Linked DNA regions of Homo sapiens: region 2 is linked to region 1. Evidence: chromatin loops called from intact Hi-C (ENCODE). Cell type or tissue: heart left ventricle. All regions are shown on one strand. Links, peaks and the distances in the headings refer to the core of each region. The heading gives the core; the rest is flanking DNA.

Region 1 (16,014 bases), core at 6,862-10,861:
ACTCAAAATTGATTGAAAATAATTTTCAATTTCTTATTTTTTATAAGAAATAAAAAATCTGTTTCTCATTTTTTATAAAGAAAGGAAAAAATGGTCAATGTATACTCATACTTGCAGTTCTGAACCCAGATATGTAGCATGTTTCTATTATTAAAAAAAAACATTGTTAATAGTTCAATCGTATCTTCCCTAAGAGAACGTTAAATAAGTTTCAGTAAAAATAAAGAGGAAGTATCATAATTTAAACTTAAACAATTGACAGTGGATGACAAGTGACTTTAATTTGTCGTTTACAAAAGCCATTTAACATTTTTGTAATCTACTTAATTCATATACTTGACACTTGCCGACAAAGCAGAGTAAATATACAAATAGATCTAATCTGAGATTTTGACATGTATTGTTTTAAATGACATCAATCCTGAGCTCTCAAAATAGAAAGGGAAAAAAGAATGAATGTGTCACAGCTAAATAAACAAAAAAAGGGCTTGGTGGCCATCCTTTCTAATAACGATGCTATTTTCTTTGCTATTAGCTTTCCCATTGGTAAAATGAAGATAATATTAGTTTCTCAATTTGGGGAGGGAGGAGATACAGCATTTTATTTTGTTGCTCTCTTCACAAATCTTGTAATTTTATACACATTGCATAAGTCTTTCTAAATAAAAAGTAAATGCTAGTCTAGAATTAGGATGTTTCTCAATATGCCTCCTTCAATAGGAAGATCACCATGCTAGTTTTATTTTCTCTGAAAGGAGAAAAAAAATAGAAGAAAACGAAACACTAAAAGCCACGACTCATATTCATTTTAAGACAATGACAATGCAATCAATCTTCACCCAGGATTCTTCTTTCTAGAGGCTGGCCACTGGAGCGACTTTTATCTTTCACATTCGTGGCAGATGTTGTTTATGGGTCGCTGCACCGTTTCCCATCAAGTCCCAATGTGGTCTCATAATTCTTAACACTTTCCAGGCAGCTCTTCCCAATCAAATGTATTTGACTCAAGAAGTAACCCTCATTTGCTATGTCTATTCTGCTGTACAGATTCAATTAGACGAGGGTCGGGCCTGTAGTGGTGGACAGATCACAGCACTAGGGAAGGTAGGCTGGACCATGGCTGCTGACCACACAGAGGTGATAAGGAAATCCATGGGGCTCCTGGAGTTGGATGGGGATCTTCTTTAGGCACTTCCCAGCAATCGCACAGCTGCTTCGCGAAGAGCTTGGATCCATTTTCTCAAAAAGAGTATAATAGATATCCCACCAGCTGGTGCCCAAAAGGCTGTTGGTTTTCTCCCCTTCTGCAGTGAGGTTTAAACTCAAAGTCAAGCTAGCCTATGAGGGGAAACAGAAAAATGGTGGTGTGGGGTGTCTCCCTTCCTTTTATTCTTATGTCCAAGAGAAAGACTGAAATTTTAATTTCAAAAGAATACAAATATTATATACTAACAACTAGAGAAAAGATAAGGAAATCACAACCCCTAAAGTACTAAAAACTTATTCCAGTAAAGTATCATTTTTTTCTGGAGTCCTTGCTAATTTTTTTTTTGTAACTTTTATTTTAGGTTCAGGAGTACATATGTAGGTTTGCTATACAGGTAAATTGTATGTCATGGGGGTTTGGTGTACAGATTATTCCCTCACCCAGGTAAAAGCATAGTAGGCTGTAGGTAGTTTTTAAATCCTTTCCCTCCGTCCACCCTCCACCCTCAAGTAGGCCCCGTTGCTAATTTTACTCTGAGTTTTTAGCACTGACTGAGGATACGTACATCTTTTTTACACAATGATGGAATTAAAAAATATATAGACCTAACGTTATTGTAGCCTGAAAACTAGACAAAAGCCAAGCTTCTGAACAACTAAGTAACATACATACAAAGTCTAATTTAATTGGCATTCTGAATTTAATAAAAACAATTCTGCATTTAACTTGTATATTACCTCTGATAAAACAGATATTCTGAGCAACTGCCACTTATAAATGATGTTATGATTATGGTTTGATATTTTAAAACTGATTCCTTACAGGAGTGCAGAAAGAAAAGCCCATGAAAGCTGGGTTCTTTTTACAGATTATACATGTATTGTGGAGGCAAGGGAATCTCTTCCTCATGTTAGAAAATGAAGAAGTTAAAGTACGTTACTTAACGTTTTCTAATGACTGTTAATTTGAGAAAACAGCAAAGTGAAACACAGTGGGAAGATTTTGAGAACATTTTGTAGGAGTATTTTGTTCATTCTGGTTTCATTTCAACGACAACATTCTTTCATCAATATTTTAAAATAAGTAATAACTTAAGATTCTAATTTCAGGTTTTTCAACCTGTTGCTCTGGGGTATCTGCTGTGATTCTTAAACTCAGAATTGTTCTGATTCCTGGCAATAGATATATGTGCTTAGATACACAGGGATAGGCTGCTTTCTGATTTCAATGCATGATCTGAAGAGTCCTTTAAAAGACAAATGCTGAATGAGACAAGAATTTGCAAGAGGTTCAGAAAGGGTAAGATGTATTTCTTCACAGTTCTCAAATCATCACTGCCAAAATAAGGGAGGAAAATGATTACACTAATGACAGCCTAAAACATCTTCATTGAAAGAAATTCAATTAATATAAGGCTTTAAGAAATTAGGCTCAAGGAAGATATTTAATTTGGTAAAATCATTTAGTTTTTGCAAATTTGTTTGCACTTGTAAGTTCTTAAGCTAAGAACACAGAGGACCTAAGTTGAGCAAATAGCAAATAAATAGAATGCTACATAAACCTAGGATTTGAAAGTACTTACATTAGATAAAAGTGTTTTTTAAATAAGGTCAATGTATAAAGTCCTTAGGAAAGTAGACACTGAAAAAAAATCAAGGCTTATTTCAAATATACATATATATATATAATATATATAAATGTATTATATATAATATATATATTTTATATATATATAAAATAAAAGGTTTCAAACCGATGAGAGTTCTTTTAATAACTTCTCCTCCAAGCAATATAAAGATGTATAAGAATTTCTGAGAAAAGCATATCTATTCTCAGTGTTCCTTTTATTCTCTTATGATAGGTCCATTTTTAATGAAAACAACTACTTATGAATACTTAAGGACACTGAAAGATTTACTTCTTTGAGTACTTTATCCAGGTTTCTCTTGCCTAGGTTTGTACTTTCTATTTTCTTCATTTGGTTCACTTTCATCTCCTTCACAATTATTGCAATGTCTTAGCTTCTCCATGAAGCCATTGCTGAAAGCCTAAGGGTTAGCAATTTCTTTCTAGTGTCAAGGTGCATTCACATTTCCCTGAACACAAGTAATAATAATATTAGTATACATTTTCTGAGTTCTTATCATGTGCAAGGCAACTGAACATTATGTCACTCAGTCTTCAGAACAACCTTGGTAGTGTGGGATAATAAACTATTATTATCCTTTCTACAGAAGAAGGAACAGGACTAGCCAGTTAAGAAACAAATTTGAGTTGAGACTGCAAGAGCTGAGGCCAGATGCTGTCAGCCCAGCCCCAATGCATCTGTTTAACCCCTGGATTTGAGTTAGATTTAGGCAATAAACATTATGGAAAACCATTGTAATTATACCTTTATTTATTTTGAAATCCAACACCAAAGGGATAGTTAACATGTCAAATTGATATCACCATACTATGACCATGAACTGGCAGTTTATCAAATTCTTTTGTTTTTTGATATGAGAGTTGGTGACAGCAAAAGTCCAGTGGGTCCTGGGTGAGAAAGGGAATCAAATAAGAAAGAAACAGTGCTAAAAGAGGAGTCTCAAGATATCACCACTTCATGGCTCTGCTGGATTTGAAGCCAGTGCCATGGAACACCAGATCCTGACTTTATCTCTATGATAGGCTATTTAAAACCTGCCTACTCTTCTCTCTAATCTTCCCAAAGGCTGGAAAAACACCTATTAACAGAGATTAAACACTGATTATCCATTTCTAAAAAAGGATGGAAACTATTTTCAAATTTTTTAAGTCAGAGAAGAGACAGAATAAGCTTACTTTGATTATAAAATTGATATTGCAACAGATAATAAACCACTTTTCCCAGACTCACTGGATCTAGTTTAATGGGAGAAATTTTTAATTGCCACTTTAAAGTCCTGTGGTATGGCAGAATGGCAACTCAGAGGCCTGACATGACTGGATATCCTTGATAAGACACTAATCTAGGCTTGTATTCCATCTGTAAAATTAGTTAGTTGCACTATCTGTATTATGTCTAAGGTTCTTTCCACCTCTGTTCTACATCTGCTTGTTTCTCTATCTAAGCCTACCTAACAATCTCAAGTTTTCCAAAGAAAGGATACACATAAGATGTATTGATATAGCTTTCATTATTGCCAAAACTTAAGATGTACTTTATTTTAAAAAAATCTTGTGGAATGAATACATTTCTTTAATCAACATGATGTCTCTCAATTCCCAACTCAAGTTCTTCTCTGTTCCTTCTTTAAATTTTGTTGCTCTTCTTGATTGTCTGCGATCAAAAAAAAAAAAATCCTCTGCCATTTAACTCAATGTCTTTCCTTGTTTTTACATTTTCCTTCAACCTCTATTCTTTTATGATTTTTAGATGTTCTTTCTTCATAGTCTAGTTATTCCTGATTTTTTTCCTTTTATTTTTGTTCTTGATCATTCCATTTTCTTGGACCTTTTTTTCATTTTGTTTTTCGGTCAACTCTTCTTATTTCCCTTCTACCTTTTGTTTCTTCCCTCTAATACGTTTTCATTATTCTGTCTTGCTTTTTTTCACCTCCTTTCCTCTTAAGGACTTGTGTAAAACTTTGGTTTTATCTTCATTTTAAGAAAATAATACTTTCTTCAAAAGTACTTACGGCATCAGAGCTCTTGGTCTTCCTCACTAGAACACCAAATTCAGAAGGAAAGAGGTTCTGAAGGTTCTGTATCCACCTCTTCCTGGGCATATTCAATGGATAGTCTACCATTTCTCATAAAAGTTTACAAAGTATAAGATCTGTATGTCAGCTGAACCAAGTTACATACTCATGGCACATGGTCAACAGAGAGTGATGGGAAAAAAATGGAAGAAATATTCAACAAGCAGTTCTGAGCTGTCAGGCAGAGCAACTGAATCATTTACCCAGTAGTTTCAGTTGCAAGTAAGACAAAACCCAACTCAACTTTATTCAAACCAGAAAGGCTAACATAACTGAACACTGCATAAGTAGTGACGTCACCAAGCACTACATTCTTTCAATCTCTCTGCATTGCCCTCTATGGTGTTAGTTTTATTATAGGCATGGCTCCCTCATGAATTCAGCAGACCCTAGCAAGACAAGCCTACTGCTCACATGCAACAGAAAAATACATTCTCAGCAAAAGTCCTAAGATTTGAATGGTCTAAATCACACACTTTCTTTTGAACCAATCATTGCGGAAAGGGAGGCGGGATACAGTCAATTATCAATCACGGTCCATGTGTTCCATCTCTGGAGTCTGGGTAGGAAGCTCTTGGGAATCACATAGTCTCAGAGAAGGAGCAAGGAGGCAACCAGCTATTTGCTGGAAAGGCAACCAGCAAATATGCACTGCATGAGGCCAAGGTGAATACAGATAGTGCAAAATAAAAAGCAATTATTTAAACAATGTATGTTCTTTCCCCATGGAGTTATTTTGATAATTATAGGATTATAAAAATGAACACATTTTACTTTATGAAAATGGAGCTCCTCCATGACTTTTTATAATCAATTCCTCTAAGATCTCTTTCTGAGATTACTGACCCCATCACAGTTGCCCATTATTATTGTTAAGTAATTTAAATGTTATTACTCTTAAATAATGAGAAGAAAGAATAACAATAATAATGAACCAAACAAAAGACTATTTGATAAAATAATGATATTCTTGTGGGGAAAGAGTGCTTGAAAACCCAATTAGTGGATATTTTAAAAAAAATACATTCAGTTCAAGCAAATACAGGGGGGAAACCCAGTTTTAAAAGTGAGAAAAGAGGCACACTTCATAAGTGAGCAACTGTTGTTCTTCTCTCCTAGTCTCAATCTCATTACACTTTTTGCGGTTAAATACTAAATAAAAAGCTTATGAAATTAAAAGCTAGCACAGTAACAACTGAATGCATGGAAAGTCATCTGCATGGTCATTTGGGGATGAGGAGGAAGTGAAAGTCATTTTTACAGTGGTAGTTAGTTATAGACAATCATACACAGGTCTTCAAATAAATGAATGCCAATTCTTAGTCCCAAAAAAAGGCCCATGTGTATTCTCTAAAGCTTCTGGATGTCAATTGCAAAGGGAATTCTGCCTAATAAGTAGAATACGAATACTTTATTTTCCTAGTACTGAAAATAAAATAAAAAAGAAAAGAAAAATAGAATGTTATCTGCAACAATGAGTCATCAGCCACTGCAGCTCTACAATATCCAGGTCTTTCCCTGTCTCTGCAGCCCTTCAAAAGGAGAGGACTATCTTTTAATGACACACATAAATCCCTGCACTGCCTGGCTGCAAAGCATAATTAATTCTGGCCTTTTTATGCTTAATGAAACACCTTGCACACATGACAGCAGTGGGTTTGAGCTTCTTGCGTGTACCTAAAAGAGGGAAAGCCCTAGCAGCAACCTAGTTCTACACAAAATGCTCTATAAGTCACATTTATATGAGCTTTGCCATTATTTCAAAATACATCTCTTACAACGAGCAAGTCAGGTTAAAGAAAACTCACAATCAGCCACCTGTATGAACAGTTTTCTTAACTTTTAAAAGAGTGGAATGTTTTGTTTTTCAAATTCTTAGCAGTAAACACGTTTTTATTTCTTGACTTGTGGTTGCAATAAAAGGATATTTAAACAAACTAGCTTAAATGCAGCTGCTCAATATCATTTTCCTTTATTAGAATAATTTTTCATATTTTAATGCGTACTTGCATGCTGCATTACAGAGGCTATTACTCCACAGAGAATCTCAAAATGTAAATTTTCGACATTCCATTTCAAACCACAAATGATAATATAAGTAAAATTTTAAAAACAAAATTTAAGTGAAAGATTCACCTTGAAAGACTTAACCCTCTTTAAAATATTCAATTATTCTAGCCTTAGCTGGAGTCTTGAAAGCAAATGCCTACGTTTAAAGAAGTTCCTACAGCTGTAAATGCAGTTTCCTTACTTTAATTATAGATTGTATCCAGAACAAGTGAATAATGAAAGACAAAATTCCTCTCACCTGTTTAGGTGTAACCCCAGGCATGCGAATATCCAATGCAAAATCTGATGAATCAATAGGAACTACGGGTCTGGTGGTACCAAGACATTCATTGGAAAATGGTCTGGTAGTTTCTTTAAACCTTAAAAAAGAGGGCAATTTCAATATTCTTGAACATAATGGAATCTAAACTCAACATGAGAAGGGGAAAGAAAGGAATTCTATGACCTTAAAGATGATTGATTTAAACCCAATGAAAACTCTAAAGATGTGATGACTACACAATGTTCGTAAACATACTCAGATTTTCATTTTATAGTCCAATAACAATATATACCTAATTTGTAAATAAAATATAACCAATGCAATCAACCAGGCTACATTTAAAACTCCATTCAATAAAAACTTGTTTTTATTGAAAATTTATAAAAAATTATGTCATATAAAAATATGTCAAAACATATATCTGTTTCAAGTTAATGAAGATATAGTATTAATACATTACAAATTATCACAGGCATGCCAATTTTCTAATGGCAGAAATATTAACCATGACCCAGTAAAAATTTCTGTAACTATTTTCAGTGTCCAGAATTACTAGCTAGAAACAAGAAAGCCAACCATAATCTTGCTAGGAGGCAGAGCTGTTAGGAGGAAGAAATAAAAGACTGCGATGTGAATTACAAATGTACAAGTACATAAATATTTAATAAAGTAATTATGAGGCGTTTGTATACAGCTCAGTGTTTCCTTGTGAGCTATTACAGTCTATGATCTGCTTCTCCTCGACACTGATGTATCCTTATATTTTATTCTTCGAGCTGTTATAAACAAGCAGGCATTCAAAACTAAGCGAATATATTGTAGTTCCTGAAATACCTCCCCCAGAGGGAGTGATTAGTTTTGGAAATCACAACTTCTAATTGGAGTTTTGAAAGCCAGAACTGCTTGGCTACAATGCAGTGGGCTTTTTCTGCACGGGGGACTTCACAAGAAGTTACTGTGGTAAAATTCCAAGTCATTCCAGCAAAGAACATCAACCCCGTCTATTTTGCCAACACTCAGGTTCATAAAAGTGATTACATTTCTCAACAGCATGCACAGAAAGCACCCGAACAACGAACACCCACCTCTTAAAGACAGAAAGTGGGCTTCGGAAAGCCAAACAGCTGCTTGGAAAAACAAGGAGAACTAGCAGGCTAGGGACGCGGCCAGCCATGTCCACGCCGATACGACCCCGCCGGGAGAGGACCGGGCAGCGCAGCGCGGGGCTGGGGCTGGCGGTTGGGCAGCGGCGCCGCCAGCAGCCGCTACTTCATGGCCCGGGCACGGCGGGCGTCCTGCGGCGGCCACACACCATCCGCCAGCGAGAGCAGCGAGCTGGCCGCGGCGAGGCGTCTCGGTCACGAGCGGCGGGCAAAAAGCCGTGGGCAGGCGGGACTTTTGTCCGGCCCGCAGGCGGAAGCTTTCCTCCCTCCAGCGCCGCTCGCGTGCCCTGGCGCTGGGGCTAGACGCGCGGGTGCCTTATGACTCCGGAATGACAGGGGCTGTGAGGGGTATCACCCAAACCCGCGTCAGTCATCATTCAGAACCTGCAAAAATAGAAGCAGATAATGGATGACTAACACGTTACAGCATTTGTCCTCAGCAAATCCCAGCTGAGGTTCTTTAATACATTAGTAGTTTCACAAGGTTGCGCCCAAGCCTGGGGAAAATGCTGGTCTGTTGAGCTCCCTCCCCCACAGCCAGCCCCCAAGATTTCAGGAACCCCCACGGCGCAGCCCCTGTAGAGCCGGTGTTCTGTCTTTGCTTGCTCTTCCTCCCTTGGACCCACTCCTGTTTTCTTTTCCTACTTCTTCCCCCCTTTATCCCTCACAGCCACCCCAGTCTGAATTTCTCTTTACTTCCTCTATCACTCCTTTCTCTCACCAAAAATGCTCTAAATACCTCTCTGCTGAATGTAAACATCACACAAATGACCGGCTAAGGCGCAAGGAAAAAAACAAAACAAAAAACGAAGAGAGGCAAAGACAAAGCACTGGATACCACAGTAATCAGATAGAAAAAGACTTTTGAGAACAAAGGCATGCTTATATACATGCATCACAGAGCTACAGATCCAAGAGGAATGATATCTCCTACCAAGAGCTCCCAAGGATCATCACAGAATTGCCCAAGTTCTCAGAATTATTTTAAAACAAACAAAAACTCTACAGCTAACATGATACACAAGATGTAAATGCCCATTTAAAAATCCTGCATCTCATAAGCAAAATAATAATTTTGTACTCATAAGGCATGCCTTCCAAAAGATATCCTTTCCTAAGTTTGGAGTTTTACAACATAATTAGAAAGAGTAGGGAGAATCTTAGCTGCCCCCCAAATGAATTTTATCTTCAAAGGTTATGATCAAGAACGTCACATTAATACAAATGAGAGGCCATGAAGAACTAATGTTACAGCTCAACGTTTTATAAGAGGACTCAACTAGGTTAAACTTGAAAATATTCATATTTTGACTGAATATATTTAAAACTATGTTATCAAACCTGCAAATTTTAGTCTGAAGGCATAAATTAAAACTGTATAATTCACAATATAAAAATACTGTACTTCCAAAGAAAGAGATTAAAGTTTTATTTTAGTCAGTAACTATAAACATCGTTCCAAGAATCTCAAATGAATTTGATGGGAAGATGTGTAACAGTAAAAAGAAAAAATAAGGAAAAATCATATCGGAATGTTTCACAGTAATACATCAGCCTCTGGAAATCACAAGATAGTGAAGCTAATCTAAAACAAAACAAAACAAAAACCTAGAACCAAAACAAATAAAAAAGCACTAACCTTAAATGAAGTGAGATTCTTCATGATAAGTGCTTTCTAGATACCATATACCAAATATAAATAAAACCTGACTTAACATCCAACCAAATCAAGGATGCTTGAGGCTCACCAGCAGTCAAGGGTCAGCTAATTTACATAAGCAATGACATTTTTAAAAGACTGACAATATTTGTTTGAACTTTCTCTTTGGCTTGCTGTTTGGGCTTTCAGAAACAAAAACCTTCAGCTTTATCCTTATCCTGTGGGTAAAGGAAAGAACTCCTTCTGGAGGAAGAGAAACAATTGGCAGGAAGGCTATGCTATTGCCTTTGCTAGCAACAAAGTATAATCCTATCAAATGACAATACTTCACATTCCCTGAAGTTCTTTAAAAAAAAAAAAAATATATATATATATATATATATGAAGAAGGGATTATATTTTAATATTTTATTCAGAACAGGATTCAAGGACAGTCCCTCTTCCAGTTGGCAAGGAGATTTGGTATTACACAAACACTTGAAAACAAATTAAGTATTAAAATTCTCTAACAGGAACACACCCTTAAGTACTAGCCTTTGAAAAAAATATTCCACTTATCTCTTTGATTTTATTACCTTTGATGTCCCTAAACCACCCACTTAAAGAAAAGGGAATTAAAGTTGTGGGTAGAAGCAAAGTTGGTATTTGTAGCCATGAATAGAACAAAAGGTCTTATAAAAATGAAAGCTAATTATGCTTCTTGTTTCTGGATGACTTGTAAGCTAAAGACAAAATACAAATCATCAGATCAAAAAAAAAACATGTCCACCTATTTTATTTTTTTTATAATTCTGGATAATGTAGAACATATAATAATCAAATTTTATTAGTATTCTTATTTAAGATTTAAAAATTTTAAATATATTTCAGATATTTCATTGAGATAATTCCTTCACTCATCCAAAAAAAAAAAAACCCTTAGTTTCAATACTTTATACAAAAGATTATAATACATACTGGAGTTTTATAAAATGAATAAAACTAAAAAAGAATATAGTCTATTAAGGGAGATGAGAACTCTACACAGTAACATAAGGTATATTTAGAATGTAGTATTCTATATGAGTACTATAAAAAGAGACTCAGAATTTTGAAGAAGGAAAGAATCCTCAAAAGGAGGGCAAGAAAAAAGAAGAGTAAAAGCAGTATTCAGTGGAAGGGGTGGCTACTGAGCAAGCCTTGGAGGACAGTTAGAGTTTCCACTGTGGGAGGTGGACAATCAGCATTACAGGTACAGGGAAATGGCAGGAGCAAAGGAGCCCAGGTGGGGAACAGAGTATGTTCATAAAGTAATAAAATTTCTGCCTCCTAGACTCAAGCTGCAGGCCCAGATTTACTATTTTATTTGTAATACAAAGCAAATGTTCTGTTTACATATCCATAAAATCTTCAGGTAAGAATGATTTATAACCTATACCTGTATGGATATTAATTCCAGGAGGAGTATTAGTAGGTAGTTAAGTACAGCCTAGTCCAGAAGACCATAAAACTAATTTGGCTCTTACAAAGTAGGCAGTCCATTCCCTCTAATTTTCATTTTTTTTTAAAAAAAAAAAAGATAGCTGGCATTTGTTACTGGTCAAAGAGCCAAATAAATATATTAACCAATTTGACCATTCAGTCGTGTATTCATTTATAAGAGACCCTGTACAGCATAGTGGATACCTGTAAACTGAAGGAAAACTGCCTGATTCCTGGGTCCACTATTTATTAGCTGTGTGAAACTAGACAAGTACCTAACCTCTCTAGCTTCAGTTTCTTCATCTGCAAAATGGATGTAATCATATTACCTACCTCGTAGGGCTGTTGCCAGCAAAAACTAAATTAATACCCTTAGAACAGTGCTAGACACATAATAAATATTCCCTATTATTGTTGTTGCAACAAATATATATTGAATGCCTGAGACTCTGAATGCTGGGGACGGTGATAATCAAGACAGATAACGTTCCCACTCTTATAGAAATTACTTTCTGGGGGAGAGAAACAAATAAAAATGACTACCAAACTGTAAATTTCATTTTCTTGTAAGGGGATTTTATGCAGTTTCCTTGAATGACTTACGATTAAACTGATGAAAGGGCACATATCCATTCACATAGCAATTTGACTTCTGAGGATTAATTCTTAGGCAAAAACTGAACAAGGCACAACTATGTTTATAAAAATGTTTACTAGTATTGTTCGTAATAACAAAGACCCGGATGTTTATAATGGCAAAGAACTGAAAGCAATTTAAACGTCCTTCAATAGGAGATTTGTGGAAAAAAAAACTTATAGTTACAAAAACCAGAATGCTATGCACCCCTTTAAAAAAAAAAAAGACAATATGTGTCTATTTTTAAAGCCACAGGCAATTTTTTTTTTTTTTTTTTTTGAGACAGGGTCTTACTTTGTCACCCAGGCTGGAGTGCAGTGGCGCAATTTTGGCTCACTCCAACCTCTGCCTCCCAGACTCAAGCAGTCCTCCTGTCTCAGCCTCCCGAGTAGCCGGGACTACAGACATACACCACCATGTCCTGCTAATATTTGTATTTTTTGTAGAGACAAGTTTTTGCCAAGTTTCCCAGGCTGGTCTCGAACTCCTGAGCTCAAGTGATCTGCCTGTCTCAGCCTCCTGAAGTGCTGAGATTACAGGCATGAGCCATCATGCCTGGCCTCCAAAGGCATATTTTATAACATATTTTTGGCATAACTTAAAAAATTTTTAAAGAACCTGAAACTTATAGAAATGCTGCAAGTATAGTACAAATAACTTTTTTCCGTAATCATTTTAGAGTTACTGACCTGATGCTCCATCATCCCTAAACACTTTAGTATAACTTCCTAAAAACAAATATGTTCTACTACATAACCTCAATAAAATCATCAAAATAACAAAATTCACATGGATACATTACTAACATCTAATCCTCAGGTTCCAAACTTTGCCCACTGTCCCAATAATGTCTTTTATTAGTAAAATAATCCAGTTCAGAATCAGGTGTTCCAAAGAGAGCTGTCATATCTCCAGTCTGCTTCACTCCAGACAGTTTCTCAGTCTGTCTTCAGCTTCTATGACCTTGACTCTATGGAAGATTACAGGCTAGCTATTTTGCAGAATGCCTCTCAATCAGTGTTTGTTTTATGTTTCATTAGGACCAGATTCAGGTTATGTATCTTTGGCAGGAGTATGACAGAAATGATGGTGTGTTCTTCTCACTATATCTGTGTTAATTGTCCATTGCTGCATATCTAATTATCCCAAAACATAGTAGGTGAAAACAATAAGCATTATCTTGCAAAGTTTCTGTGTATCAGGAAAAGCTTAGCTGCGAGGTTCTCTTATGAGGTTGTAGTTTAGATGTGAACCAGAACTGCAGTCATCTGAAGGCTTGACTGGAGCTGGAAGATTTGCTTGCAAGACAGCTTGCTCACATGGCTGGGAAGTTAGTGCTGGTTGTTGGCAAAAAAACATGTCCTCAATATGTGGCTTCTCTCTCGGGCTACTTGAGTGTCTTCACAACATGGCAGCTGGCTTCCCCCAGAGTGAGCAGTCTTTTATTATGTAGCATCAGAAGCCACATACCATCATTTCTCTAACATCCTGCTGGCTATACAGGTCAGCCCCACCCACTGAAGGAGAAGACCACCCAGGGCATGAATAGCTAGGTGGGGAGGACCATCTGCTTGGAAGCTGGCTACCATAGCATTTTATTAAGTGGCTATGATTGTGACTTGTCTCATTACTGACAATATTAACTTTGACCATTTGATTAAATTGATGTCTTCCAGCTGTTTCCACCATACTGTTACTATTTTTTTCCCCTTTATAATTAATATGTTTTGGTGAAGCGGTTATTTTATTATTTTTTTTTTTGAGACAGGGTCTCACGCTCTGTTGCCCAGGCTGGAGTACAGTGGCATGATCTTAGCTCACTGCAACCCCTACCTCCTGGGCTCAGGTGATCATCCTACCTCAGCCTCCCAAATAGCTGGGACCACAGGTATGCACCACTACACCTGGCTAATTTGTTTTGTATTTTTTGTAGAGACAGAGTTTCACCACGTTTCCCAGGCTGGTCTCAAACTCCTGGACACAAGCTATTCCCCCACCTCGCCCTTCCAAAGTGCTAGCCTTTGACATATTCCTATCATCCTTTGAACATTTCCTTGCTTTCTGCCCCTTCTCCCACCTGGGCTCAAAGCCCTGCACAAGACCTTCCTCTTTGTGTACTTTATCTCACTTGCCCTTTGTGAACACCTTATACCAGGCTGCACACACATGGATGCCCTCCTCACCTTGTCTGGGCTCTGATGCTCCATGCCAGGTCACCAACCCCATCACACGGATGCCTCCTTACCTAATATGGGCTCCAATGCCCCATGCCAGGCCACCCTTCCTCAATTTCTACCCTGCTTTGCCCTAGATAGTTGCTTTAGGACTGAACCGGTCAGGAAGAAAAAAGACATCAATTTTTGAACAGCAAATTATAGAACAGCATACATATAGAGAGTCGTGTGTCACTTAAAAATGGGGTTATGTCCTGAAAAATGCATTGTTATGTTAGGCCATTTCATCCTTGTGTGAACATCATTGGCTGTACTTACATAAACCTAGATGGTATAGCCTATGACACACCAAGGCTCTATACGGTCTACTGCTCCTAGGCTACAAACCTGTACAGCATGTTACTATAGTGAATACTGGAAACAACTCAAACATAATGCTAAGTATCTGTGTATCTAAACATAGAAAAGGTACAGTAAAAATACTGTATATAAGATAAGAAATGGTACATTTGTATACGGCACTTATAAATGGAGCTTCAGGACTGGAAGTAGCTCTGGTTGAGTGAGTGAGTGGTGAGTGAGAGGCCTAGGACATTACTGTACACTACTATAGACTTTATAACACTGTACAGGAGATTTTATGCAGTTTCCTGTAAGCTATACTAAATTTATTTTAAAAATATTCTTCAATAATAAATTAATCTTAGTGCAGTGTAGCTTTTTACTTCATAAACTTTTAAAAATTGTTTAACTTTTTAACTCCTTTGCAATAACATTTAGCTTAAAAAACAAATGCATTGTACAAGTATATAAAATATTTTCTTTCTGTATATCTTTATTCTATAAGCTTTTTTTAAAAAAAAACCTTATTAAACTTTTTAAGCTTTTTTGTTAAAAGTGAAGACACACACACACACACACACACACACACACACACACTAGCCTGGGCCTATACAAGATCAGCATGATCAATATCAGTTTTTCACCTCCACATCTTGTCCCACCAGAAGGTCTTCTGGGCAATAACACATGGAACAGTCATCTCCTATGATAGCAATGCCTTTTGAAATGCCTCCTGAAAAACCTGCCTGAGGCTGTTTTACAGTTAACATTTTTTTTGTAAGTAGAAGGAGTGCACTCTAAAATAAAGACAAAATAGTATTGTAAATGCATAAACCAATAACACAGTCGTTTATTATCTTTATCAAGTATTACGTACTATACACAATCATATGTGCCAGACTTTTATGTGACTGGTAGGGCAGTAGGTTTGTTAACATCAGCATCACCACAAACACATGAGTAATGCATTGACATTATGATGACTACGATGTTACTAGGTGATAGGAATTGTTCAGCTCTATTATAATCTTATGGGACCACCATCACATATGTGTCGTGACACTGAGTAAAGCATCATTATGAGGCATGTGACTGTATTTAAAAGTCTGAAGTAATATAACTTAAACTGTTGCATTTCCAGAGATTTTCTATGGAGATGGTTGGGGAAAAGGTGGAGTTCATTGTCTTATTTATATGCTTTTGTAGTCTTTTAATTTTCACTGGCTTGTATTACTTTTGTAACTAGAAGAAAACAGGAATATATGCATTTTAAAATATTTTATTAAATATGGTTCGACAGATTTCAATTTACATGT
Region 2 (16,014 bases), core at 6,923-10,922, 60 kb before region 1:
CTATTCAGGGAAGGCTAGGATGAGTGCTTAGATGGTGCTATTTATGTCTCCCTTCCACTGTAGAGACTCAGTTGCTTTTGGACGTCTATGTCAGCTGAGGTTGGAGGAGCAGTAACAATAACCTCCCTCCCATGTTTGCAATTTCAAGGGAGATTCTTAAATATGGAAAGTATTCCGAAATACTCTAAAATACATAGGCTTAAATATCCTGGCCCATAGTATTGTGCACTTCGCAGCGGAGTGAGTAAAAGCAGGATTAATGTATCTCACTGGAAAGCAGGTAGGAGGAAGCTACTTGTGCAGATTGAGAGAAGACAACAGGGAAAGCAACAGGGAGCAATCTGATCCAGTTTCCCACTCTCTCTGCAATTAGGTGTCAGGAAGTCAGGAGCACTCAGATGCTTACACTGAAGTCAGAACAACCTGCTTTATAGTGGAATGAAATAATTTTAAGCACAGTTACCTTGCCACTGATCTCTGCTCCATCTTGTTCAAAATGCATTAGCAAGGGATTTTTCCTGAGCTCACAATTTCAAAGCTTTTTCTAATAGCTTCCTGGCAGTAGTCTTCTAAGAGGCAGAGATACAGCTGGAGTCACAGTGGAATCAGAATTCCTCTGGAGTCCTCTGTTTTTTCTTCCTCCTGCCATGATTACCATTCCTGGCTCTTCACTCTACTACTCTTTCAGTTGTGGTTAGGTAGGAACCCTTTGTATGGATACATGTGTATTTGTGTGAATACACAGATGCACACCCTGTGTTCAGGAATATCCACCTGTCTGGAACTAAGCTTTGCAGAAACCACACCCGAGTGGATCACAGCCAGCATGGAATAATGCAAGAGGGCAAGGAAAAATCAAATCTGATGGTCACAAAGTCCAGGCTGCAGTGTTCCCATGTTTTTATTGTATTTTTTAATCCCCATTTTCCAGATGATCATGTTTTTATTTAAAAAGTTTCCCTTAAGGGCTGCAAGCCAAAGTCTATTTATGCTAACTGATAATATGAAACTCATCTAGATTCCATATCTAACTGATAATATGAAACTCATCTAGATTCTGTATCTAACACATAAATTTAGAACAGGAAGAAGGGTGCCTATATGATATCAATCCGATAACTTGAAACATCTAAACTAGGTGTGATCTTGCCTGCTTTCCAATCCCCTCTCTCATGGCACTTAACTTTGTACTGGCTCGCATTATTACGGTTATTATTTTAAGTGTACTTATGCTCACTGGACGGGAACTCTATGAGGGCAGACTTTTGTTCTTACTCATCTTTTCCTCCATGTAGTGCGTTGTGTGAATTAAAATGAGTTGCAATGGTAGCTTGACAACAAAGGAAGCTACAGAAAATACAGAAGAACAGATAGGAGATGGCAATGAGCCCAGTTACATGGAAAAACTCTACGTACTCCTAAAAACTGGAAAGAAATCATAGCACAATCATTGATATTCACTAGGCTATCTCAAAGTTATGAAGAAAAGGGAGAAGGGGATAAGGAGAACTAACATTCATTGCCAATCTGTTCTGTGTCAGGCACAGCTGTAGGCATTTAACATGTACCATCTAATTTAACTTCCTAAGACACGTAATATACTCTATTTTTTATTTTTTATATATATATATTTATTTATTTATTTTGAGATGGAGTCTTACTCTGTCACCCAGGCTGGAGTGCAGATATATATATACAATTATATGTATATATATCTATACATACACACACATACATACATATATGTGTGTATGTATAATATATACATATATATATACATTTATTTATTTATTTATTTTGAGATGGAGTCTTACTCTGTCACCCAGGCTGCAGTGCAGTGGTGTGATGGCTCAGTGCAACCTCTGCCTCCCGGGTTCAAACGATTTTCCTGCCTCAGTCTCTCTAGTAGCTGGGATTACAGGCACACACCACGACAGCTGGCTAATTTTTGTATTTTTAGTAGAGACAGGGTTTCACCATGTTGGCCAGGCTGGTCTTGAACTCCTGACCTCAGGTGATCTGCCTGCTTCGGCCTCCTGAGATTACAGGCGTGAGCCACTGTGCCCAGGAAAGACACATAATATATTCTAAAATGATTTCTATCCAAGATGTTTTAACATTATAGTACTTAAAGGGTTAAAACCTTAGCATTCTGGAAAATTTGGCTATTGAAAACAATCATCCTCTGAGTGTTCTAACTAGAGCTTTATGATCTGATTTTACTAATATAATCCCCAAAGTTTGGAGATGAAACTTCTTAGAGCTTACATAAAGGAGAGTTGAAAATAGGATCTCCAGGCTGTATTCACTTAATTTAGAATGTAAATATTAAACACCCACTCTAAGGAAAGCAAAACTTTTGGCTATACTTCCAGGAACATACTAAATGTACAAAATGCAGGTGTACATACAGGGCTGTGAGAAAGGCATGGAAACAAGCCGAGAGAGACAGAGAGAGAGAGAGAGAGAGAGAGAGTGTGTTGTTTGTTGTTAATAATATCTGCTAGTTTTCCCATATGCGCCAAGAGCTTAATGACAGTAAGTGGATTATAGTTTGGAAGTCTTGACAATCCAAAGACAATCAGGGCAATACATTTGGGAAGAGACCCTGACCTTCATTCTAAGAATATCAGTTCCAACTTCAATAGGTGAGTTCACAGGATCTTCAATTTGAGAAATGAGTTATTGTTGGAGACTAGTAAGCTAATGCCAGAAATTCTAAAAATGAGAGGAGAGCTTTCTTAAGATTCCCCTAGGCCAAAACATCGAGAAGAAATGTGGCAGCATTCAGCAACAATCTCAGGAGAATTTTCACTTCGGAACAAGATTTCGCTGAAAAAACTGGTCAAAAAAAGGGGGAGAGGGAAACCTGGAGGAATCCCCAATTCTCACTATTCTAATTTCCTTAAGGGCAGGAAGTTGGTCTTGCAGTTTATCTTTGTACAGCTGAACTATGAATAACAAAAACTGCTGTGGAGAACACGAAACACAGCTTAACTAGGAAACTTCTACTGGCAACGTGACACACTCAAAACAGTTCTGTGTCTAAAAATAATGAGAAACTACAACATCTTTGAAAAGTAACCACGTCCTTTTCATATTATGTGTAACTAGACAAAATATTGTATTTAGGGAAATTTATCCTTTCATGAGGACTATAATGATAATAGCTAACATTTATTGACTACTTAACCAGGTACCTTTATTTATATAAAGGTATGGTACCTTTATGATACCACTATGATACCATTTTACAGATGAGGAGAGCAAAGAGAGGTTTAGAAACTCAGCGAGGGTAACAAAACTAGGATGTGCCATTACCAGTCTGCCTGGACTTAGAGTTTGGTCACCAAACCTGGTACCATACATACTATCACCTACGTGGGACATTCATTTCTAATTAGAGTACATCCTATTTCCTATGGAATATTAAGTTTTAGAAAATTTAAAAGTCTATACATTTTTTAAAAAGTCATTCTGGCCTTCCTAAGCTGCAATCCTAGCTCACTCTGGCCACCTACAGCCCCATACTTTCTTCATAAGGCTAGTAGCTTTTCCATGTACTCAAGCCCAAGACTGAGCGGCATTAGGAAATGAAAATCCAGTCAGGTTACAGCTTGACTGAAGAGCATTCTGAGTGCTTTAGGAATCAAGTCCTAGCAAGGATCTTTATGGCTTGCTCCCCACCTTTGACCTCTCTTCTAATTTCTTGCCACTTTTCCCTATGCATTTCACATTCCAGCAACGTCAGATGACCCAAAGTTCTTTGTGTCTAAGATGCTGTTTCACTCCCGTGTCTCTGCATCTACTTTTACCTTTGTCTGGAACCTGTCTTCCCTCCTGCTCTGGCCTGGGAGCTCCTGATCACCCTTCCATACCCTGCTCTGGGTCCAACTTCTGGAAAGCCTTTCCCAGACTTCATACCTCTCCACTTTCAGGTATACTTGTACGCTCCTGTCTCTCTGCAGACTTCAGATCCAGTATGCATTATTATTATTGCCTATAAACACACTCCTTTTGTGCTTGTCTCACCTACTAGAATACAATAAACTCCTACAGGCAGGAAGACTAGTATACCCAGCACTAGTATAGGCTTGACACTATGGTTGATATGGCATTTAATACAATTGATTGTTTTTGAAGGATTATTTTACAGCTTCACATTCTGTGTAATTTCCAAAACACCAAACAAACAAACAAAAAAACAAAGTAAAGCAAACATTTTATGTAATCCCATAGAACTCACTCTAAAATCACAGCCAATCTTTTCATACTAAGGAAGATCACAGTCTAAAACAGGGATGGTCCAATCTTTTGGCTTTCCTGGGCCACATTGGAAGAAGAATTGTCTTGGGCCACACATAAAATACACTAACACTAATAACAGCTGATGAGCTAAAAGAAAAAAAAAAAAGAATCGCAAAAAACATCTCATAATGTTTTAAGAAAGTTTATGAATTTGTGTTGGGCCGCATTCAAAGCTGTCCTGTGGCCTGCAGCTTGGACAAGCTTGATCTAAAACATGCCCAGGTATGGCTTCAGGTTATACTCTCTCAGATACTCTACCACATTCCCACAACTTTTAGAAGATGTTTTGCCTTCATTTCTGGTGCTTTATTAAAGAAAGATCCTAAGTTTCTCAATTGTCTAAAACATTCCCTGTGTGGAAAAATGCTCATACCCTTAAGCCAAACATTTCCCCACTTTTCAGTAGAATATAATAATTTCCTAGTAGTGTTACTCTGCTTCAGATTTACAATTTATATACTTTAAAATATCACCAATAGTTTTAAAACCACGAAATAAAATCTTCCCTGACAATGGCACCAAAAGCAGTGCTGTGATTATATATGTATGTGTATAATTGTGTGTTTGTTTATATATATAATATGTACATAACATAAATATTTAATGCATTTTTTATAATTAGAAGATAAAATGATACAATTATTTTCCACTTCTAGGTGCATCTGGAGATAAGTATGAGATCACAATACAGAAGCTGCTGAAAGCAGAATACATTCCTATAGTAAATCAGGCATATAGAGATTCATATTCTTTTTTTGGCATGAGGTGTGAGTGGGAGTGCAGTACACTAACTGGAAGGTATTGAAGGAGTTAACAAAATGCTTCTATTTGTGGAATTTAAACATGTAATTATAAAGGCAATGTTATAACATTTTAAAGGAAAAAAAAATCACCCAATCCTACCTTTCTTATTCATCAACCATTTCCTTTTTTTCTTGGGCTTGACAATCCTGGTAAGCATACATGAATTTTATATAGTCTGTATTTGATCTTATTGTTGGCTATTTTTGTTGTTATACCATTTATTTAACCAATGTCCTAGTGAGGGCCATTTGAGAACTTTCCAGTTTTTCATGTGCATGAATAACTGGGTAGATAGAGTAGCATTTTTAAGAAAAAAAATCTTTCTTTAGGACAAAAGCCTAGAACAAGACTTTAATACTATATATTAAACATACATGAAATGGTAAAAATGCTTTCCAAAACATCATACTAAATTTATAAAGCCTCCTAAAGCACATCAGATTCATCCAAATGCTGGACAATTTAATATCCACCACTTCCCAATTAATAAATATAAAACGATATCTCATTGTTTTAGTGAGATTTGATATTTTCCCATGTTTTTACTTACTACTCTAAATAAAGCTTTAGGGACCTGATAGTATCTACTGAATGAATTACATGAGTGAAATTTTTGCTTACATTTTAATAATATTACAATAAGTTATATGAATTATAGCACTAGTAATCTTTCTACCCCATATATCTTTTAGAAAAACTTGTTTTTAAGAGAAAATAAAAAACTACTATTGAAAAGTTAAAATTTCTTATCTGTCTCTTACAGCAAAGAATAATTATATGTTTACATATTAAAATATCAGTACTTTTACTATCCCTAGATTAAACATAAATTATAAAACAAAATTAACTCCTTATAAGAAATTATTACAGTAACATATTTTTAAAAACAAGCATATATCATGTGTTTTCTCTGGAGTATCAATGCAGTATCTGTTAGGGGTCCTTACAACGCTGAGGGGAATTAGATTGAAAAGTGAAGTACAGGGTTTTATAGAGGGTAGAGATTAGGGTTTGCGGGAACCTGCGCCAGTATGATGAGCTACTTTAGTTGTGGTGATCTGGAAAGGTCTGCTTGCCTTTTTTGAGGAAATTAAAGCTTTGTCAATACTTTGGAAGTCAGCAGTCTCACAATCTGTCTGTTCTACTGAAACCAGCATGGTCAATTTTTAGAGCAGATAATCTCTGTCTTTGTTCCCCAAACACAAATATTATTTATTTCTTTGTTTTCAGCAAAACCTTCTCTCAGCACTATAGAGAGTTAACAGTTTAAGATTATGTTCTATTCCAAAAAATGAAAAGTTATTTGTGTATAACTCAAAGCATATTTTTAATCTAAAAATAAATTTTATTTCTAAGTTAGGTTCATAGGCTGGTCCATTTATATATATATTAATTTATATATATTTATTAGTGTATTAATAAATATATTAATTGATAATATATTTGATTATAGTACATTTTCAATGACATAAAATCATTCTTTCAACACCCTTTTCCAGAGGGAGACTGCATTTACTGTCCTCGTTCTGAATGCTGGCAATCTATGGTCCTTTCTACCCCATGGGGCTCTCTTAGCAAAGGTCCTAAAGGGTATTTCATAGGCAGAGATGGACATCTACTTCCAAACTTAGTTGCTGGAGAGATAGCTAATGTATTTGGAAAGGGAAACATATCAGGTTACTTAGAAATATACTGTCAAATTAGAGAATTCAGGAGAATATATATAAGTCAGCAAGACATAGTAGAAAAGCAAACAAGACAAGGAGAAATCTTAATATTTACACCTGTGAACACAAGAGTGTGAACCCGAATGCAGTTGGAGTTTGACTAAATGCAGCAGCAGGAGTAACAAGCATTGATCTTGGTTGCCTTGGGAACAGGGCCCCTTCCTCATGCTAACGATCTATAGTAAGGAAAGGGGCATTTAAATAAAGTGCATAGCGATCACTGGTAGAGCAACAGGTGTCTAGGGGAGTGTTCAGCATTATCTAAAGGGTGGCTGGGGTCTGTGCCTTACAGCAGTGGACAATGGATGAGTTCATGAAGTGCCACGTATGGATAGATAAGGAATCGACATGAGCCTGAGTGTTTGAGAACCCCTTTGGTATTGCAGAACCTATAGACTCTCGGTGGCTTGCTCAGAGCAACATAAATATAAACAACCAGTACCTTCCTATGCTTTCCAACAGTGTTGCTTGGAATGATCCGCACTCCTAATAAGAGCAAGAGCAGGCTGATAAAACAATACACTAGAAGGCAAGAGAGCTCTATAAAGTCAGCATAAAAGAAAACACAGTAGGATGCACAGGTGCATAACAGAAATGACTTCTAAAATAAAAGTCATTCCTTCAACAGTTCCAAATTAAAGGAAACAAAAGCTGTTATCCCCTAGTGGGCAGAGGGTGTGGGCAATTCTTTTTAAGATGTAGATAATAGTTTGTGCATGTATTTTAAACAATATAGTACTAGAAGTTTTGCTTAGTTCCAACACTTCAAAACTTACCTCTAAAAGCACTAATATCCCCATAGTGTACCTGTAGTACAAAGTATTTACTTCCAGTCTCTCCTCCAACTCTGAATCCAACACCTAAAGATTTACAAAAAAGTTAATATATTAGAAATGAGCATCTAAAATGGAGTTAATCTCAAATTGCTGTTCTATGAACTCCAAAGGGAAATAACATATAACATATAAAATTATATTATATGAAAACAGAAATATACCATTGACTGATAATTTCTAATATAATCTGTCATTATAATCTCCTCAAAACTATGATGAAATTCTACTCATAGTTCCCACTTCAGAACCAGAGTAATCACTTACACTTTAAGAGGACAATTCACTCATTTTGAAAGAAACAGAGCAAAACAAAATTCTGTCTCTATTGATTATTTAAAAGACATACATTAGCCGGGCGCGGTGGCGGGCGCCTGTAGTCCCAGCTACTCGGGAGGCTGAGGCAGGAGAATGGCGTGAACCCGGGAAGCGGAGCTTGCAGTGAGCCGAGATTGCGCCACTGCAGTCCGCAGTCCGGCCTGGGCGACAGAGCGAGACTCCGTCTCAAAAAAAAAAAAGACATACATAAACCCATTCTCCCATTTTGTTTTGTATATATTCATATTTATTTTATTTTGTGATTGAATATAGGAAATAGACCTCTTAGGAGCATTTAAGTGGCATTACTTTTCTTCTGCTGTGAAAAGAGGTATCTACAAAAATGTCATTGAGGAAACCAGTTACCAACTAGATTACTGAAGTCCATTATCTCAGTGATTTTTTGGAATCTGAATATTCTTATTAGTCTTACTGTTAATAAAGCTTGCTAGTGAGCTTTAAAAAATCTAGAGAGAAAATATTTACAGGCAGAAGTATACTTTTTTTTTTTTTTAAACAAATCTCCTCTACCAATGTATGTCAACAAATCTATGACAGACCTCCCTGTTAGTTTCAAACTTGTTTGGTTGCAGCTGCCTCATATGGAGAGAATTCTGAGGCTCATTTGAAGTGCAAGAAATCAGACATCATTTAATGATGCTGGCAATGAGTAAGGGAGGAAAGAGAGGTGCATGTGTATCACGAGATCATCCATGAACCACGACAGACCTATTCTGTAACAGACCCACACACACCCTTTAAGAAATATCCAGGTAATAAATGAGAGTCTGGTAGTACACTCACACATTGAAAGCTATGTACAATTTAGAGGTGCAGTCAGAAAGCCAGCTGAGGTCTTGGCATCACATTAGATACCTAGGTTCCAGGACTGTAAAAAATTCTTTGCTGAAACAGCAGTTTATTTAATTCCTAGCTCTCTTGGCTCATGAAATGTGTCTGCTGTCAAGAACCAATGTGCCTTAGGTCAAAGGTGGCTTGAGGTATCCTTGGTTATTTTCTAATTTTATCTAAACTGTTGTGTGGGCAAACTACTTACCAAAGAGAGGCAGAAAAAGAGTAACTACCTAAATGAAACCTTTTCAATACAAAAGAGGTAATGCAAGTACTTTCACTGTGAAGCAGCAATACAGAACACTGTCAACACTGGTTAGAAAGGACTATAATGAAAAGTACTTTGGAAACAGAAATTAAGCAGCTGAACATAAGACCACCCAAGAGGCTCTGACATACCTTTGGGGAGCCGGGTAGGGGGAGCATTTCTCGCCCAGGCATACAGAATATTGGCTTTATCTGTACAGGTTCCTTCATCACAAAACCTGAAGAAAATAAAAAGTAGTATAAATGAAGATTTAAATAGTGAAATGCATAAATTGCTCCCCATGGTGGGAGGTGATGGGGGAAGGTATTTGAAACCAAAGTACATCAATATATCATCATTGCATGATATTAGCTTTAAGATCCGAATAAAGACTGGAGCAAAGAACTATTACTGTGTGAAAAAAAGCACATAAAAGAGGAAACTTTTTTTTTTTTTGCCTGATATGAAACAATCCTGTGAGGGAGATATATAATTTTTACTTTGATATGTTCATACATGGAATGTACTCTATGTAATCAGGTAGAAAAGCAAGCATTACATAGACGGTCTGTATAAACCAAAGCTAATGCAGCAGAAATCTGGACTAAAAAAAGTGTCATACACATTTCCCCTTTGGCGATCACTGTTGTCAACAAATCTGGCCAAAGCAACAAACAGTGCCTACAGTGCCTACCATCAGTGGGGTGAGCAATACAAGTGTGTCCCTTTTAAGAGTTTTTTTGTTTTTTTTTTTTTTTTTTGAGACGGAGTTTCACTCTTGTTGCCCAGGCTGGAGTGCAATGGCGCGATCTTGACTCACTGCAACCTCCGCCTCCTGGGTTCAAGCGATTCTCCTGCCTCAGCCTCCTGAGTAGCTGGGATTACAGGTGCCCACCACCATGCCCGGCTAATTTTTTGTATTTTTAGTAGAGAAGGGATTTCACCATGTTGGCCAGGCTAGTCTTGAACTCCTGATCTCAGATGATCCACCTGCCTCAGCCTCCCAAAGTGCTGGGATTACAGGTGTGAGCTACTGCGCCCAGCCTCTCTTAAGAGTTCTTGATCTTATACATGCATGACATTTTGAGTTTATGAATACTGGAATGCATTAATAAGTTGTATCATATTATGCAAGTTACTTAATTTTTTTTAAGTTACTGAATCTTACCAAGCCTTAGTTTTCTCTCACGGAAAACAGGGATAAGTACACTTACATCACAGAGTTATTCTGTAAATCAAATGAGACTTTATAAACTTCAAAGTACTATTCCAGGGCAATGCATTATTTAACAAAACATTCACTTTATCTGAAGATTCACTGTTGACAGAGAGTGTTGCAGGGTGAAAAGAGCACCCAGGCAGAAAGACAGATCTGGAGTTCAATTTTAGAACCACCCCTTAGCAGCTCTGTATCTTGGGCGTGTTTATAAGCCCTCAAAGGCCCAGTTCCTATATGGAAACCTCTGTGATAGGGCTGTTGTGGTGATGTGCATAAGGCACTCAGTGCGGTAACTCAGATATTTGGTAGATCCACATTAATAGATGGTAGTATGTCTGACTCCAAGCCACCATTTTTTTCCCATTACAATATATCTCAGCTTTTTCTATTATTGAATTGGATTTAATCCAAACATTGTTAGGCTACATTTTATGTTGATTTGTGTATTTGTGTTTTGAAAACTGGGACCAAAAAAGGTGAGTCAGGTGTGTAGGCAGATCTGAAAAGCTTGAAGACTATAAAGGACAAGGACAAATACAGCTTCTTGGGACGGAGGTTGGCTCACACAGAAAAAAATGTACACTGCCCCTGACCTGGATGGGAAGCAAAGGCAGACTGTGATAGATTCCTAAATAGGTTAGAAACTGAAGCCAGAAACACAGAAAACACCCACGTTGCACATATGAAAACCACTGGTAAGAAGTTGCTTCAGACTCAGAGGCAGGGACTCTTACCGTATTTTCTGCTTCTAGCCAGAAATGAGGTTGGAGGATAGGCAATGAGTGCAGACAACTGTATTATCTGTCTGAATTAAGGGGTGAGGGACCCAGAACCAGGAAGTCTTGATAAGGTTATACTTAGCAAAGTGATCTTGCTTCTATAAATCAGGCTGTAGAAAGAGATTGTGTAATGTGTAATATAAAAGACATCAACTAGTGGTTTCTTCCTGTTCACTGTCAAATACAATATACTTATGATGACTGATCATTACCATGTGAGAATTGTACGTTGGAAGAAATGTCTGTGACATCCTTGTGCCAAGTGTGCTAAAAGGCTCAGGATGTTGGATGATGCCCAAAAGCAAAATTTTCCTTCCTGGCCTCAGCTATAATAGTTAAAGAAATGATATTGTCAAATGTGTTGAACTTTGTATATCACTGCTGTTAGCTACTAAAATTTAAAGATTTGGGTGGCAATTTTCATAGCTTTCAACAAAGATCATAAACATTACAAATGCCTATAACCAATGTGATGACAGTCTTAGGTTAAACAAGATAACTGTTTCCTCTGATATGCAAGTTGATTTTCAATGGATGACTAGAAAGAACCAGATTGAAATATAACAGAGAAAACTGGCTTAGTAACTTTTTCTAAGTTATACATTTGATTATGTCATTTGTTGGCTCAAAATCGTTCAAATGCTTCCCAAAAATAAAATCAAAATAAAATCCAAACCTTGTAGCATAACACGTAAGACCTTTCATGATCTAGACATTGTCTCCAGACAACACCCCCTTTTTTAATCCTGCCAAGTTGCTTCCAGTTTCCAATCTTCCTTATTTCCATTGCTCTCTTTGCCTGAAATATCCCATCCCAGCTGTCTGCCTGAAAAACTTTTATTCACTTTCTCCTTCAAGATTCAGTTCAAGCCTTCCTCCTCAGGAAAGTGTTCTCCGACCCCCATCCACCTTCCATTCCTTAACTATAGCACTCCTCATCCTAAGTGTCAGCTTACTTCTCTCTCTCCACCCAGACTGTGAGGACTTCGAGTACAAGTATGTAGGATAATATCTTCATGCTGAAGTCCCGGCATGAAACAAATGTTTGGTGAAACTTACCTCTCGGTGAGTTTTTAACTTTCCATGTACAGAGACTTAAAGAGCTGAATTAGCTTAAATTGTATTGCACTCTCAACTTCATGTTATAATATTTTATTGAAAAAAATTAGATTAAAAATTTAAAATATAAACACCAATAAATTTGAATTATTGTTTGCCTAGTTTTTTGAACAAATCAGCTCATATAAGAACACTGCCAGCAAGTTGTAATTTAAAGTTGAATAAGCTCAGAGAGTTTAAGTAACTTCCAAAGGTCAAACAGCTAAACCATGACTTAAAGCTCTGGCTGTCACAGTCCCTTCTATCTCAATTCTTGACACTGATTTATGGGCAGAGAATGATATTATGTGGAGATAAGCTTTGATTATTACTGTCATCCTTGAACTAAGTTGCAATTTGTGCATGCAATTCTAAAATCAAATTTGAGATAAAACAAGTTGTTTGTGACATATTCACAAAGAGACAATGATTTTATATTTTATTCTCTTATCAGGTCTGGTAAATAAGAGCTTCCAAGCAAACATTGGTTTAATTTTTAAAACCCTGTTTTACAATAAAAAATATATTAAACTCAAGACTGAGTAAAGAATGACTCACTGGAGGACACTGGGGCATTGGAACTAATCCTAAAACTCAATGGGAGGACTAAGAGGAAAAACAAAAGGGCGAGAGAACTGAGTTCTATAACTGATAACATATCAGAGTGGTAAATATTTCCATTTCCCATTTTAAATGAAAATGGCATCATATTTTCTCCATGTAAAATGACCAAAAAGAGAAAGATGGTATAGTATATTTTGGCTTCCCAAAAAAAAGGACCTATGGAAGTAGAGGGGATTTTTACTATTCTTACTAGTAAAGAGAGCCTTAAGGCTGGGAAGCAATGTAACTCTTGATCAATGGCTGTTGTAATTTCAGGCCTCATCAACCAGGTTTCTTTTTCTTATCATTCTAGCAGCTTCTCCTATAAGGCTCCTCCAGACTAAGTCGATTAAATTGTGGAAGGGTTCACATAGCTCCCTTGTGGTTTCTTAGTATTCATAGTAAAAATGATGAGAATTAACATTTGAAAATAAAACTAGTCTGGATTCTTGGACCTTTCCTATAGAACCTTTTTCACGTCTAATCCACGGGGAAACCATTCAGATGGCATGAATATTTTCTGACTGTGCCAAGCACTGAAAATGGTAGCTTGTCATTTCGAATTATCCAAATACAGCATGACTGACTGTTAAAGTACTCTCTGGTTGTATCTGTTAAAGGCTATTTAAAATCCAAGGTTACTCAGGGAATATCAGAACTGATAACTCGTTTCTTCTTTTGGCTAAAAAAAAAAAAAATTGTCATGCCCTCAAGTTAAGTCTGTATAGCCTTAAATTCCAATTTTAATGCATTACATATCTAACAGAACCACAACCAGGAAAACTGATCTAAAGTTAGAAAGTTTTTTAAAGAAACACAACACAAAATCAATAGCATGAGGGGATGGTCCTTACCTTTCAAAATGCATTCAGTATGAGTCAGATATTCAAATACTATTACCTGTTCTATAAACCCATAGAATATTTTCCCAAATTCAGACAATCCTATGTGAACTTCAATGCAATGGACAGACATTAATATAGTAATTAGAATGATACATAATGAAAAAGCAAATTAGAATGGTGATTAAGAAATATCAGCCTGATAAATAGCATCACAGAAACTACCCACTGTTCCTTTGCTCCAATAAGGTTAGACAGGCAGTAAGTCCATAAAAGCAGAGTGTGTGTCTGTTTTATTCATACCAAATTCTCCATGCCCAACAAAGTGCTTGGCACATAGTGAATGATTAATATATACTTTATCAATAAATGAATAAAAATAATAGCTATCCCTTCTACATGCCAGACACTACACCAAACACATTACTTATATTACCTCATCTACCCTTCATGATGGCCCAATCAAGCTGCCAAGATTAGTAGCCCAATTTTACAGATGAGAAAACAGACCAATACAGGTTACATCATTTAACCAATGTTTATTACCACTACCAAGTAGCAGAGCTGAGATTTGAAACCAAGATGTTCCGATTTCACAGTTCTGGATCTGTGCTAAATACAACGCTGCATTATAATATTGCTACTGTATTTAACATAAAGTACTAGTCTTGTGAGGAAAAATGCATTTGTTTCTGTTGAAACAGTCAAAAGGGTTCCAACTGTAACATTCTATTTTATTAAAGTTGACACTAGTCTACAAAGAATTGGGCAATTTCTAAGGAACTCCTATTAACACCTTTAATCCAAGTACCTTAATATTATTAGCCAAGGAACATACTCACCAAATTGGTGACTGGAAGTTAGAATCAGAGACCAACTGTGTTTTAAAAATTGATCCGTTATACTATCCCAATATGCGATATGATAGGAATCTATTACAATATTAAAGTGGAAAAAGGGAATGGATGCTATTAATTTTAGCCTATCAGTAATTTATGTCTAAACATTGCTACTGCACTCAATGACACATTTTACAGTGCTTAAAACAAGAGACAGTGTAGATTTGGGAGATTCTGTTATTTTTATTTATACTGACAAGGATGTTACATATATTTAACTTTAGAAGTTTCCTACGGCAGAAAAAACAAAGAGAGGATTGCAGAAGACACACTGAATCCTGCTGTATATAGTGTATGGATGACAGGGGCCAGGATGTGGAACAGGAGCATAAAGACAGCATATGCAAATACTGTTCTCAACCAAAGAATCATTATCACTGGGAGGGAGGCAACAAAGCTGTGGGCTTATTTGGAAAACAACATCACCTTTAAAAAACAGTCATTTAAATAAGTACCCAAGCAGAGTATCTCTCATACAGGCATATATATATATATAATGTTTTATCTCCTTTTTCTTCTCATCAGCAGCTGTAACCCTGTGGAGATAGTGGCATTTAAAAAGACACAGCAGGTGGTTAATAAATAGAAGCAGTTGAAAGGGATTTAAGCTAAAGCTTCATAAGATGGTAAAGCACTACTGCTTTAGCTTGAGAATGATTCCCAGTTAGAACAGCTGGAAATAGCCTCATTTAACCAGCTTGGATTTTTTTTCATCAAAAAACATCAAACAACCTGTAGAAGCCATCTTTGGTTTGTTAAGATTAGTTGGTCCTAAGTGTCATTAGAAATAGCTTTAAAATCAAATATTAATAGGAAGAACTAAAAATAATTTTAGCTATGTATAGAAGATCACACCAAAGTATAACACTGGATACATAAGAAGCCCACTCGTTTTAATCATCCAATATTTTAAACACAAAATCTTGGGGTTTGCAATCCTAAATTGCTTTAAACCCTATGTCCTGTGCTCAGCAGAATAAAAAATGCACAAGCCTACAATCTCATATTTAAAAAAGAGAGCACTCCAGAATTACCCCAAATGCCAACACAATTTGTATAAACAAAATATTATGATTTTCAAAGCCTGAAACTCTAAGTAGCTAATCACTTATCATTTAAAAAATTGATTAAGAGTAAAAACAGAATGAAGTAATTCATAGAATAGATGAATACAATATTTAAATTTCCAAGATATCCTCAAAATTTACTATTTAAGTAAATTTAAATTTACTTACTTTAAATTAAACTGGGTAATTTAAATATAAAAATTTACTTAAATAGTAAATTTAAGCACCTTCATTTCATTTCATTACTGACTCTAACAACTTCAAAAGAGCATCTGCTCACTTAGAGCTTAGTTTAGGCTCATATTCAGCTAATAAATCTAGGGAACTTAGAATTGTCATGCTTTGAATTAAGTCTATAGAGCACAAATAGAGTGCAACAAATCATGCCATTGATATGCTTGCTCTAATCTTGGTGCTA

Evidence for each region. A loop is a pair of places that touch in the nucleus more often than their neighbours do. Peaks named below come from ENCODE experiments on the same cell type or tissue, not always from the same donor. Only the 100,000 strongest peaks of a DNase experiment are listed, where the experiment ranks them.
Region 2: it touches region 1 in a loop (2.4-fold over the local background); 11 of 110 quality-filtered maps call a loop at or near these places.

The regions. Positions count from the first base shown.
Region 1 is chr5:102,858,617-102,874,630 of GRCh38, reverse strand. It overlaps PAM (peptidylglycine alpha-amidating monooxygenase), which reads right to left. Exons shown (of 26, transcript NM_001177306.2): 2 at 8,347-8,808; 3 at 7,238-7,358. The coding sequence starts at 8,435. Among named protein-coding and RNA genes, the nearest start is that of PAM, 110 kb to the right of the region's middle. RefSeq lists a silencer at 8,386-8,515. In heart left ventricle, for the core only: no CTCF peak of the experiment used is centred there; a DNase peak (open chromatin) is centred at 8,630; H3K4me3 peaks cover 2,684 bases; H3K27ac peaks cover 3,948 bases.
Region 2 is chr5:102,918,270-102,934,283 of GRCh38, reverse strand. PAM (peptidylglycine alpha-amidating monooxygenase) reads right to left here. Exons shown (of 26, transcript NM_001177306.2): 6 at 9,242-9,327; 7 at 7,616-7,699. Among named protein-coding and RNA genes, the nearest start is that of PAM, 170 kb to the right of the region's middle. In heart left ventricle, for the core only: no CTCF peak of the experiment used is centred there; no DNase peak of the experiment used is centred there.